Linked DNA regions of Homo sapiens: region 2 is linked to region 1. Evidence: chromatin contacts called from ENCODE Hi-C or POLR2A ChIA-PET data. All regions are on one chromosome and are shown on one strand. The core of a region is the stretch at or near the end of the contact, and the rest is flanking DNA. Distances in the headings are between cores, read along the strand shown.

Region 1 (5,928 bases), core at 1,750-4,249:
CCTTACTGTGGACCTCGGGCCTCTGGAACCGTCAGACGGCTCTAGCAGGAGAATATAACCACCATCAGCATCACCACCACCATCAACATCACAACCACCACCATCAGCATCACAACCACCATCAACATCACCACCACCATCAACATCACCACCACCATCAGCATCACCACCACCATCAACACCACCACCACCATCACCATCACAACCACCATCAGCATCACCACCACCACCACCACCACCATCAGCATCACCACCAACATCACAACCACCATCAGCATCACCACCGTCATCAGCATCACCACCACCAACATCACCATCACCACCGCCACCACCATCAGCATCACCACCATCACCACCACCACCATCACCATCACCACCACCATCAGCATCACCACCACCATCAACATCACAGCCACCATCACCATCACCACCATCAACATCACAACCACCATCATTATCATCACCCTATCCTCATCCTCAACCTCAACACTCCTGTATTTGTTTCCTTCCTTACGGCTGAGGAACACATCACTACAAACCTGGTGGCTTACAACAACACAGATGATTCTCTTGCTGTTCTGAAGGCCAAAGGTCTTCAGCAGGCTCGGGGAGGACCCTTCCTGCTGCTTCCAGTTTCTGGCAGCTCTAGGTGCTCCTTGGCTCGTGGCTGCATCACTCCACCCTCTGCCTACGTCTACACACAGCTTCTCCTCTTCCGTAGGCACTTGTGATGACATTTAGGCCCCACTTAGGTCATCGAGGGTGACCTCCTCCCAAGATCCATAACTTAATGACATCAACAAAGACCCTTTTTTCCAAATAACGTCACATTCACAGGTTCCAGGGATTAGGGTGTGGACATATTTGGTTGGGGGGTGCACCATTTAACCCACTACAACCACCACCACCACCAGCATCGCCATGGTTGCATCAGTTAAGTTCTAGAAAGTACCAGGTCAGTCCAGGGCCCTCACCTGCGTCATGGCCTTTCTTCCTTAAGACAAACTCAGAGCAGGCTCTGTTATTTATTTATTTATTTATTTATTTGACGGAGTCTCTTTCTGTCACCCAGACTGGAGTGCAGTGACGCAATCTCTGCTCATTTCAACCTCTGCCTCCCAGGTCCAAGTGATTCTCTTCCCTCAGCCTCCCAAGTAGCTGGAATTACAGGTGCCCGCCACCACGCCCAGCTAATTTTTGTATTTTTAGGAGAGATGGGTTTTCACCATGCTGACTCGGCTGGTCCTGAACTCCTGGCCTCAAGTGATCCGCCCTCCTCATCCTCCTAAAGTGCTGGGATTACAGGCGTGAGCCACCACGCCCGGCCCAGGGTCAGTTATTACCCCCATTACTTAACACATAAAGAGGCCAAGTCTTGGAGAGAAGAACTCGCTGGCCCAAGGCTTCGCTGAGAAGGAAGGATTTGAACCCTAGCACTCTGGCGACAGTGGCCCCTGACTGACAGTTGTCCTGCCCCCAGCCCCAAACTTCTGATCATACAGATAATTCCACAGATGAAAGAGTGGGGCAACCAGCACCTGAATGGAAGGCACAGCGCCACGGTCCCATCTAGGCTCTATCACCAGCTGGTGGCGCATCTTAGCCCCATCTCCTTCCCCTCTCCAGGCCTCAGTTTGCCCAACTGTAAAACAAGAAGTGGGGGTAGTTGGTCTGGGTAATCTCCGAAGTCCTCCCAGATCTGGGGTTCTGCAACACTGGGTGTCTACTGTCATTTTGTCACAAACTTTGCCCAGGGCTCCGACTCTCGCATCAGCTAAACCCTCTGAACCCACCACCAGCTCTGCGTGGACGGTCAGCCTGTGGGGTGAGTGCTGGTGACTCGGCGTGGAGGGAGGTATAGGCCTGCCCGATGCCTGTCCGTATCTCAGGGCTGGGAACCTCTGTCTTACACTCCACAAGCGCTGGGGTGGGATGGGGTGGGAGTGGGGTGGGGTGGGGGTGGGGGTGGGGTGGGGATGGAGGATGCTCTTTCTTCTTGGAACCAGTGACTTTGGTTCACACATTCAGGGAGGGCTGTGCAGCTGAGAGCGGCTGGTGCTGGGAAGAGAGCTGAAGATCACTTTATCTTGAAAGGGCAAAGGTCTCCGTGACCAAAGGCTAACCGCATGTCCTTGGAAGAGAAAAAGAAAAAGAAAACATGAAACAGGCTAAAGGGGTCTCTGAAAGTTGTTTCCAAAACCTGGGTTGTTCACTAGGAGTTGCTTGTAAGTGTAAACACTTTTTTATTTTTATTTTTTGAGATGGAGTCTTGCTCTGTTGCCCAGGATGGAGTGCAGTGGCATGATCTTGGCTCACTGCAACCTCTACCTCCCAGGTTCAAGTGATTCTCATGCCTCAGCCTCCCTAGTAGCGGGGATTACAGGCGTGCACCACCACGCCTAATTTTTGTATTTTTAGTAGAGACTGGGTTTTGCCATGTTGACTAGGCTGGTTTCAAACTCCTGGCCTCAAGTGATCCTCCTGCCTCGGCCTCCCGAAGTGCTGGGATTACAGGCGGGCCGTGCCCGGCCAACATTTGTTTTTCTGAACCCATGGTATGGTGTGCACTGCAGAGGCTTTTTCCTCTGGCTTCCCTGTCCAGAGCAGCAACTGTATGCATTTGAGCTGATAATGTCCAAGAGTGGGGAGCTGAGTTAGGAACAGAATCACAAACTTTAATTAGCAGGATGACATTAACATCCCAGCAGGGGCTTGGGGGCGTCCTTCAGGCCCATCTGATCCCGGTGGACACCTCCCCACAGGACCCGCAATCTTGGGACACTGGAAGCCAGGCGCCCTTTGAGGGTGGAGGGAGGCCACCCACCTCCCCATGTGGCCAGAAATTGCATGCCCCGGCAGCCTGCCCTGGCTTGGTTCAGCAGGGCCCAGAATGTTCTGGTCTTTATCTGGTTTAGTTTTAAGTGCTTCCAACGGCAGCAGGGCTGTTCCACCACAGTCCCCAGGAAATTGGTCCGTGTAGGACGGAGCCTTCCCGAGAATGAAGTCATCTGTTCCTTTTTTATTTTTTGTTGCCTTTCTCCTTCAACGCGAGTCACCGGGCCTCTGCAGTCCCTCCCCGCGCCAACGCGCCCCGCCGCGGGGCCCGGACGGGGTGGCGGGGGAAGGGGCGAGGAGCAGGGCCCCGGGGTGCGCGGCCGCCCGACGCCCCCTGCTCTCGCCCTGCCCCCCGCCCCGGCCCCCGCCCGCCGCGGCCTGAAGGTGAGCTCCCGGGGGGCCGCCCGAGCTCCGGCGCGGCCCGCTCGGCAAACAATAACAGTAAATAACGCTCCCTTGTCAACGTAATAAAAACGGAAACGGTTACAATGTTTTTTAATAAGCGTCCCCCATCAATCTCCCTCCCCCTCGTCCCGGGCCGTGGGCACCGGGGAGGAGGGGGAAGGGTGGGGGGCACCGGGGCGCGCTGCTTGGGGGACCCGGGGTGCAGGAGGAGGACGCCCGGGGGAAGAGGGGAAAACACAGCAAGTGAGAGACGAGGGGGCGCGAGCGGCCGGGGTCACGCGCGCCAGCCGAGCCGGGAAGCGGCCGCGGTGAGTAACACCGTTGCCATGGCGACGTGGCCACGAGGAACAGGAAGCGGCAGAAATAGCAGCCACCGCGGCCCGCGCCGCCCGGCCCCTCCCCCCAGCCCGTTGCCACGGAGACCGGGCCAGAGCGAGGCTGCGCGGGCGGCCGCGGCCGCCTGCGCCCCAACCCGCGCATGCGCAGCGGGGCCTGGCCCACGAGGGCGTCGCGGGTGTGTCCCGTCGCCGCGCCGGGGCCACCTGGACCCCCAGACCTGCCCCTGCCGCCCGCTTAGGTGGTGGTTCGGGGGCCGGGGGAAGGAAAAGCCAAATCGTTCCTTGTTTGCCTTTGGAAAGCCGCCCTGCCATTGTTCCGGGCGGATTCCTTGGTTTCCAGGCGCTGTAGGCCAGGAGAGGAGGGGGCAGGAACCCCGGCCCAGCGGTCCCAGACGTTTTCGAAGCGACAGACCCTGGGCCCAGCGCGGGGACGCGGAGGGGACACGGGCTAGCAGCCCTGCCCTCCGGAGCTCAGGCCCAGTCCGGGCTTCCCAGGCCCCGGGGCTGCCCTCCCGGAGCCCGACCTCCCCTGGGGGTGGGGGTGCTGCCCCGGGGCCCCCTTCCTGGGTTTCCTGGTCCTTTTGTTCACGTATCCCCCTCCCCGGATTGAACCAGCAAAGAGCACAAAGCAGAAAATACATCCTTGCCGCCCGCAGGCTCCCTCATCCCGCAGAAAACTCTGAAACAGTCCACACCCGTCCCAAAGTTGAGAGAAACCTGGACGTTTCATAAACAAAACCCGCCCTCCAGCAGCGTGTTTATGTGGAGGCGGCCTCGCGTGTCTGAGGCTGGGGTGTGTGTGCTCGTGTGTGTGTGTACGTGCGCCGGGGACACGCGATCATCTCTCAGGTGTTTGTGGAGAATTTTTTTTCTCTCCAGATTTTGTTTGGTTTGTTTTTAATAAGGGTCAGAGGTCTGGGCTTCTGTGGGGAAGGGGCAAAGGTCATCTCGGATGGCCAGGCTGGGAGGTCCTAGGGGGAGGGGTCGCGGGGCCTGGGCTGCCGGGCGAGGCGGGAGCCGGTGGGAGTCAGCGGGGACAGGCTCCGCGAGCTGCTCCTGGGGTATGGCCCCAGAGAGGACCCGAGCCAGGACTGGGATCTCTCTCCCCTGAGCAGGGCAGCTGTCACTTCCCCGGCCCCTGTCCTGGCCACACTGGCCAAGAGAGAAGGCAAGCGGAGTGGCCCCGGTCTCTGGGGCTTTCTGCATTGGAAAGGGGAGGCTTTTGTTTTTTGTACAAGGCGGACTTCAACTTTCAGCGAGCAGGCTGACCAGATGGGAATGTAGACAGGGTGTGCGGGGAAGGGGGACCGCATGCTTCAAACCTCCTTCCTGCCACCATCGCCTAGCAGCCTGAGCCCCCACTGCGGCCCTGTGCTGGCTGAAGGGAGGGAGGGGCTAGGGCTGATGTTTCTTCTTCCCTCCTTCCCCCACCCCCCTTTTCCAGATGTGAGAAAGGAACCCCGCCCTGCAGGGGAAACTTGTCTGGTGTCCAGAAGACTTAGGATCCACGGTGGAGGTCTGGGTGCCATATTGCCGTCTCTCCTTGAAGGAGAAGATGAACACATAGGGAGAAGGCGCCTGGGAGCTGTCGCTACAGTCTAGAGAAGCCCCACCTTGGCCCAGCAGTAGCCTGTGCTGAGAACCGGGATTCCAGGACCAGACAGTCCTGGCGGTGGATCCCGGCTCTGCCGAAGCCACAGCTTGTGTATCTGGACAACAGGGATAGCGCAGTGCCCGTGTCACAGGTGGTGATGGCTCCTGGAGGTGGTGCACACAAGCTCGTGGCATGGCATCTGGTGCACAGTAGGTGCTAGAACATAGAAGCTGTCATTGGAGCTGGTGTGACCCAGGATGGCCACCTTGGGTCTCTGACACTCTGGGGCTGGCTGTGTCCCAAGGCAGGTTCATCTTTGGTCCAGCCTCCAGGAAAGGAGCACTGGACTGGGGTCAGGAGAAGCCGAGGCCAGGGGTTCTGCCACCAACCCATTGTGTAATCCGAGGCAAGTCCCTGAGCTGCTTTGAGCCTCAGTCTTCCCATCTGGCAAATGGGGATAATAATCACAACCACCATTGATTGTGAACTTACTCAGTGCCAGGTACTCCACCGAGGTCTGTACATTTCCTTATCTAATTCTGCCCTCAAAACAACCAAGTGAGGTAAAGACCACGATGATCCCACTTTCACAGATGAAGGGGCAGAGCCTCAGAGAGGTGAAGTCACTTGCTGGGGACACAGCTGGAAGATGGTGCAGTCGCTGTCACACACCCCTGAGAGCGAGTGTCCAGCTGCTGCTCCTGTCTCTGTTGTTCCCCTGCCCTTCCTGCTCACCCCCTGTACTTTTCGGTGGCT
Region 2 (6,113 bases), core at 2,304-4,803, 89 kb after region 1:
GCGGGAGAGGGGAAGGGAGCTTCCAGCTCTAGACACAGTGAGGGTGCCCAGCAGCCAGGGACCCAGGCTGGTGGTGGGGGAGTGTCACTGGGGCAGGTGTCAGGGCCTTAGCTCTGGGACAGCATGTGTGTGTGTTAGAATGAGTGTAAAAGTATGAGAGGGAGTGCGAGAGTGTGTGTGTATGAGTGTGTATATGAATGTGAGTGTGTGAGTATTCGTGTGTGTGTATATGAGTGTGTGAGTGTATATGTGTGAGTGTGAGTGTATATGTGTGTGAGTGTGAATGTGTGTGAGAGTGTATATGTGAGTGTGCGTGTGTGAGTGAGTGTATAAGTGAGTGTGAGTGTGTGTGAGACTGTCCCTTGCACTAAGTGCCCTGCCCTCCACTTGAGGCACAACCCATGGGACACCTCCAACCTCTCCAGGACCAGGGAATGGCCCAGCCAGGCCAGACTAGGAAATGATGGATGGAGGAGGGCCTGGGCTGCTCCTCTGAAAATCCACCCCCAGCCCTGGTCACTCTGGAACCCTGGAGCAGCATCTGAGCCCCTCCTCAAGGAGCCCAGTGGCTGGAGGGCAGCGTCCAGGGCCACCTGCCTACCTCTTACTCAGGACCTGGTCTGTCCTCTCCCAGGATGGAGCTTGGGGTTCCTGAGCTTGGAGCTGCCTGTAATACCAGGCCCAGTGGCTCAGCCAAGGTCAGGTTCCAGACAGTGGCTGGGGTAGTGGCAGGAGAATGAAGGTCTAGACAATCACAGAGACTCTGGGAGGCCCAGAGAAAGTGGAAGCCAGAGAGGAACCCAAAGTCCCAGAAACTGCAAAGAATGCCAGGGAGAGGAGGAGAGAGAAAAAGGCCACGTAGCAGCCCTGAGCCCGAGAACATGTGCCACATTTTCTCTGTCTGTGGGTCTGTTGAGTTTGGCCCAAATGGCTCTGAGCTGACTCTGCAGCCACAAAAACTTAGGGCCTTGAAGGTCCCATCCAACGCATGAAGGACTCTCCCTGGGATGGAAGCAAAGAGGGAAAAAGGATTACAGGCACATGCCTATAATCCCAGCTACTTGGGAGGCTGAGGCAGGAGAATCACTTTAACCTGGAAGGCAGCGGTTGCGGTGAGCTGAGATCACGCCATTGCACTCAATCCACCACACCCGGCCAATTTTGTATTTTTGGTAGAGACTTGGTTTCTCCATGTTGGTCAGGCTGGTCTCGAACTCCCGACCTTAGGTGATTCGCCTGCCTCAGCCTCCCAAAGTGCTGGGATTACAGGCATGAGCCACCGCACCCAGCCGATTTTTTGTATTTTTATTAGAGACAGGGTTTCGCTGTGTTGTCCAGGCTGGTCTCAAACTCCTGGCATCAGGTGATCCACCCGTCTCAGCCTTCCAAAGTACTGGGATTGCAGGCATGAGCCACCGCGCCTGGCCCAGGCAGTGTTCTTTTCCCTATTTTGCAGATGAGAAGACCAAGGCTGAGAGAAATTTGTAGTCGGCCCAGAGCTATATATACAGCAGGAAGCTGCGGGAATTGCGATTCAAACTTTCAGGCCTGCTGTCTCCCTGGGAATTCTGTTCTCACTGCCTCCATATAAAGAAATACACGTGCAGGAGGCAGCCCAGAGCACCCTCCTCTCCCTCCCAAAAACCCACACAGTGATCCTGGCCAGGCCCCCTGGGCCCAGGAGGAGCCGTGTCCCCATTAGGCATCTCTGAGCTGTGCTTTCACATTGGGGTCCCCCCCACCAGGGCTGGTGGAACACAAAGGGGGGTGGCCAAGGCAGAGAAAGAGCCCGACAGGCCAGGAGCCGGCTTTTCTCCCTGCTTTCTTCCTCCCTTGCTTCTTTGTTAAGCTCCCTTTCAGCTGAACCGGCAGAGCCTGGGTGTTCCGAGCTGACAATAATTGCTGCGTCTAGACAGTGTCTGGTATGAGGCCTCCCTCTCCGCGCCTCACCGGCCTCCCCGAGGCTCCTATTCCCAGCCCCGCTGGCCCCTGCTCTGCGCCCTCTGTTTCCCACACCCCTGCCCCTATCTGGCTGCCCAGGGTGCCCTGTCCTGCCTCCCTGCTGCTCTAGGCCTCCCTCGAGTTTTCAATCCTTGCATCTCTTCCTCCCTCCCCAGCCGCACCCCAGGCGCTGGCCCCATTCCCTCCCACGGCCTGAAATTCAGGGAACAAAGGTGGTTTTGCATCTGGCTGTGGCTGGGAGACCTTCGAAGGAGACTGAGCCAGGCAAACCCTCCCCTCCTGGCTCTTGGCCCCCTAGGAGCCAGAGACTCACATTGCTGGCTTCTGAGCTGAGCTGGGAAGTTCTGGGATTGATGCTTGAGACACCCTTAAGGCTCCTTCCCTCGTCTTCCTATCCGGCCTGGATGGGAACCCAGAGAAATCAACGCAGGAAAGACTTAGGATAGATACAAGGAAGAACTTCCTGGTGACTCTGACCGGCAGACATGGATGGGATGGTTTCAAGAGCTTCAGGGGACAGGAATTCAGTCTTCACAAGGTCTAAGAGTTCCTCCTGCCAGGCTCAGATCTGCAGCTCTGGAAGATTCCCCAGAAGCCAGAGTCTCCTCACTGGTATCAGATGCTCAGGGTGACCCCGAGATAATAACAACCACAGCCAGCATTTGCCCAGCCCTTGCACCAAGTGCTGTGCAAACTCTGCATGCATATCAATTGTTATAATCCTCTCCAGGGCCCTGAGAAACAGAGAAAATGAGCTTATGATTAGTTCCATTTTACAGATGAGGAAACTGAGGCACAGAGGGGTTAAGTAACTTGCCCAAAGTCACCCAGCCAGGAGAGGAGAAGCCAAGATTTGAAGCCACAGAGGTTGGCTCCAGAGCCCCAATAACGACCAATGATAGGAACACGAAATGCTTAAAATCATCTACCCGGGACTGGGATGAGCCCTTGGCGTCTGGTGTTTCCTTGCATCTCACAGGCTGTTAAGATCCAGGGTTATGCCCACTATCTAGATGAAAAGAGAAGAGCTTGGGGCTGCAGGCTGTGACCAGATGGTGACCTAACTCCATGTCAGAAAGGCCGAGCCATCCAGGCTACTGGGCTGCAAGTAAAAGGCTCACTGTGGAGCGGGAGCTCAATACATGTGCGGGACCATTTCCCACTCCTTCCTTCTGGGCTTTCTTGGGCACCTCCTGCCCTGATCAAGCTGGGGGAGACAGAGGCCAATGTGTGGCTCTGTCCTCAGGAGACCATGGCCTAGAGGAGACTGGCAAAGCAGCCAGCTTCAATCTGGAGGAGGAATTGTGATGATGCAAGGGATATGGGACCTCTGGGAGCCAACAGGAGGGACCCTAAATCCAAGAAGGCTTCCTGGAGGAGGTGGAATCAACATGGCTTCCTGACAGATGAGTAAAAGTTAGGCGGGCCAAGAGGGGAGGGAAAAGTGCTCCAGGAAGAGGAAATCTACACATAAGAAGGTCTCAAAGTGGGAGAACAGGGTAATCTAGAAGAACTAGAGAAACTTAAGCAGCTGTGTCAGGTCAAACAGTGGGTGGGAATCACGAGGCTGGAGCCCAGCTGATCAGGAAGGCCGTCGAGTGCCAGGTTGAGAGCTGGGACTTATCCCCAGGCAGGGAGGCCTATTGGGAGACTGCTCTGAGAGTCCAGGCAAGTGGGGCTGTGTTGACTGTGAGGATGTGGAATGGAGTGGGGCTGGAGGACTGGAGAGGCCCTCAAGAGTTGTAGAAAGAGGGTCTCCTCTGATGTGGAGCTGGCCTGCAAGTGTGATGCTGTTCCAGACAGAGAGAACAGCATGGACAAAGGCTTTCTTTTTTTTTTTTTTTTTTTTCAGACGGAGTCTCACTCTGTCACCAGGCTGGAGTACAGTGGTGTGATCTCGGCTCACTGCAACCTCCGCCTCCCAGGTTCAAGCGATTCTCCTGCCTCAGCCTCTCAAGTAGCTGAGATTACAGACGTGTGTCACCATGCCCTGTTAATTTTTGTTTGTTTGTTTTGTTTTTTGTTTTGTTTTGTTTCGTTTTTTGTTTTTTTTTTTTGAGACGGAGTCTTGCTCTGTCGCCCAGGCTGGAGTGCAGTGGCCCCGATCTCGGCTCACCGCAAGCTCCGCCTCGCGGGTTCATGCCATTCTCCGGCCTCAGCCTCCCGAGTAGCTGGGACTACAGGCATCCGCCACCACACCCAGCTAATTTTTTGTATTTTTTTTAGTAGAGACGGGGTTTCACTGTGTTAGCCAGGATGGTCTCGATCCCCTGACCTTGTGATCCACCCAAGGCCTCGGCCTCCCAAAGTGCTGGGATTACAGGCATGAGCCACCGTGCCCGGTCAATTTTTATATTTTTTGTAGAGACAGGGTTTCACCATGTTGGCCAGGCTGGTGTCGAACTCCCGACCTCAGGTGATTGTCGGCCTTGGCCTCCCAAAGTGCTGGGATTACAGGCGTGAGCCACCGCGCCCAGCCGGTGGGCAGCCAGTTGTGTTCCGGGAGGAGGAGGACACCCTGGAAAGACAGTGGGGCCAGACACTGAACTGCCTTTGGAAGCAAGTAGGAGCAACAGCGAAGGTTTGCTGGCTCAGGTAGGAGGATTAATTGGAACGATTAAGCTGGAAGCTCTGTAAGACGGATTAGAGGGGCAAACTTGGAGGCAGGAAGGCTGGGAGGAGACCACTGCTGAGTGATTTTTCTTCCCCCACAGGTTCCCAGTCCCTGATTTCTGGCCACTCCGCCTTTCTGTGAGTCATTTTGTTTTTGTTTTTCAGAAGCAAGGTCTCGCTGTGTTACCCTGGCTGGAGTGCAGTGGCTACTTACAGGCATGATCATAGCATACTGCAGCCTCGAACTCCTGGACTAGAGCAGTTCTCCTGCCTCAGCCTCCAGAGCAGCTGGGACTGCAGACACGCACCACAGAGCCCAGCCTGAGTCATTTTGATTCTGTAACTGGCTTCCTCTCGGCGGGCAGGCTCACACCCTCCACCCCCAGCTGGAGATGGAAGGAGGATGCTCACCGCCCATTCCTCATGCAGGCCATCGATGGAAATGTCAGACAGTGCGAGTCCACGCCTGAACACTTCTGGGGTCCGCTCTGGGACTGACACTGGCAGATCCATCGGTGAGCTCCCGCCTGCCACCTCTGGGCCTGCATTGCGGTGATAGGGCCAAGGGCCTGGGCCTTCAATTCTCCAGACTTGCCAAAATGCTCAGCGCAGGCCTCGTCGGCAACTGCAGACAAGCAGAGGCAGCACCTGGGCTCTGCCTGTGCCTGGCACAGTGAAGCGAGGGTGGGGGCAGGAATGAGGGTCCTCTCCATGCAAGGGGGGAAGATAGAAGAACAAAATTTCACCCTAATGTAGTGTCTTTAGACCGTGCAATGTTGTGCTCCTGTTAGTCTGATATCAGGGGCTTGCAGCCTGGCAAAGGAAAAAAAACAGGCTGAGGCACATGATAGAAGACAGGCAGGGATGCCACAATCATAACCATGGCAAAGACCAGGATCAGAAAGGCCCACCATCTCTGACCCCAAATCCCTGGGCAGATGGTTCCAGAACTCAGAATTTTCCCAGTTGTAGAAAGATGGGGCCAGGTGCAGTGGCTCACGCCTGTAATCCCAGCATTTTGGGAGTACAAGGTGGGCGGATCACCTGAGGTCAGGAGTTCGAGACCAGCCTGGCCAACATGGTGAAACCCTGTCTCTACTAAAAAAAAAAAAAAAAATTAGCCGGGCGTGGCGATGCATGCCTGTAATCCCAGCTACTCGGGAGGCTGAGCCAGGAGAATTGCTTGAACCCGGGAGGCGGAGGTTGCAGTGAGCCAAGATCGCGCCACTACACTCCAGTCCGGGCGACAGAGCAAGAGTCCATTCCCCCACCACCAAAAAAAAAAAAAAAAGAAAGAAAGATGATGTGATACATATCACATATTTCCTAACACCCCCAACCAAACACATTTATGCATATGCATAAAGCAGACGAGGAAAGATTCTAAATAGGCTCTGAATCTCAGTTTTCTCATCTCTACAATGGGGCAGTGATGGCATGCACCTCCCAGGGCTGTTCTGAGAATCTGATGCCTCCCATTGCACTGGTGAGCCTGGCACAGGCACAGGTCCCACCCCAGGCCCTTTGAACTGGCTGTT

The links. Hi-C counts contacts between places; a loop is a spot of excess contacts on that map. ChIA-PET counts read pairs that join two places held with the same protein, here RNA polymerase II (POLR2A). Pooled maps may share reads with other maps.
Region 2: a loop to region 1 is called in a map of PC-3, with 5 times the contacts of the local background. The contact joins two enhancer-like sites. A Hi-C loop is called at or near these places in 21 of 168 maps with a recorded cell type or tissue (CD4-positive, alpha-beta T cell, CD8-positive, alpha-beta T cell, PC-3 and 15 more), 4 of 37 single-sample maps with no recorded cell type and 24 of 50 pooled maps. POLR2A ChIA-PET finds 5 or more read pairs at or near these places in 16 of 52 experiments (A549, CD4-positive, alpha-beta T cell, CD4-positive, alpha-beta memory T cell and 11 more).

Annotation. Positions count from the first base shown.
Region 1 is chr9:129,410,197-129,416,124 of GRCh38, forward strand. No RefSeq gene overlaps it. Among named protein-coding and RNA genes, the nearest start is that of LINC00963, 75 kb to the right of the region's middle. RefSeq lists silencers at 3,238-3,317, 3,338-3,507, 3,618-3,827, 3,968-4,107 and an enhancer at 4,689-5,508. Within about 2 kb of position 3,000, at least 41 of the 41 ENCODE cell types and tissues checked have a DNase peak (open chromatin) inside an H3K27ac peak, as active enhancers do.
Region 2 is chr9:129,498,583-129,504,695 of GRCh38, forward strand. It overlaps LOC124900275 (extensin-like), which reads left to right. Exons shown (of 4, transcript XM_047424330.1): 3 at 4,741-5,090. It overlaps LINC00963 (long intergenic non-protein coding RNA 963), which reads left to right. Exons shown (of 5, transcript NR_038955.1): 3 at 3,815-4,557; 4 at 4,741-5,090. Among named protein-coding and RNA genes, the nearest start is that of LINC00963, 13 kb to the left of the region's middle. Within about 2 kb of position 3,554, at least 6 of the 41 ENCODE cell types and tissues checked have a DNase peak (open chromatin) inside an H3K27ac peak, as active enhancers do.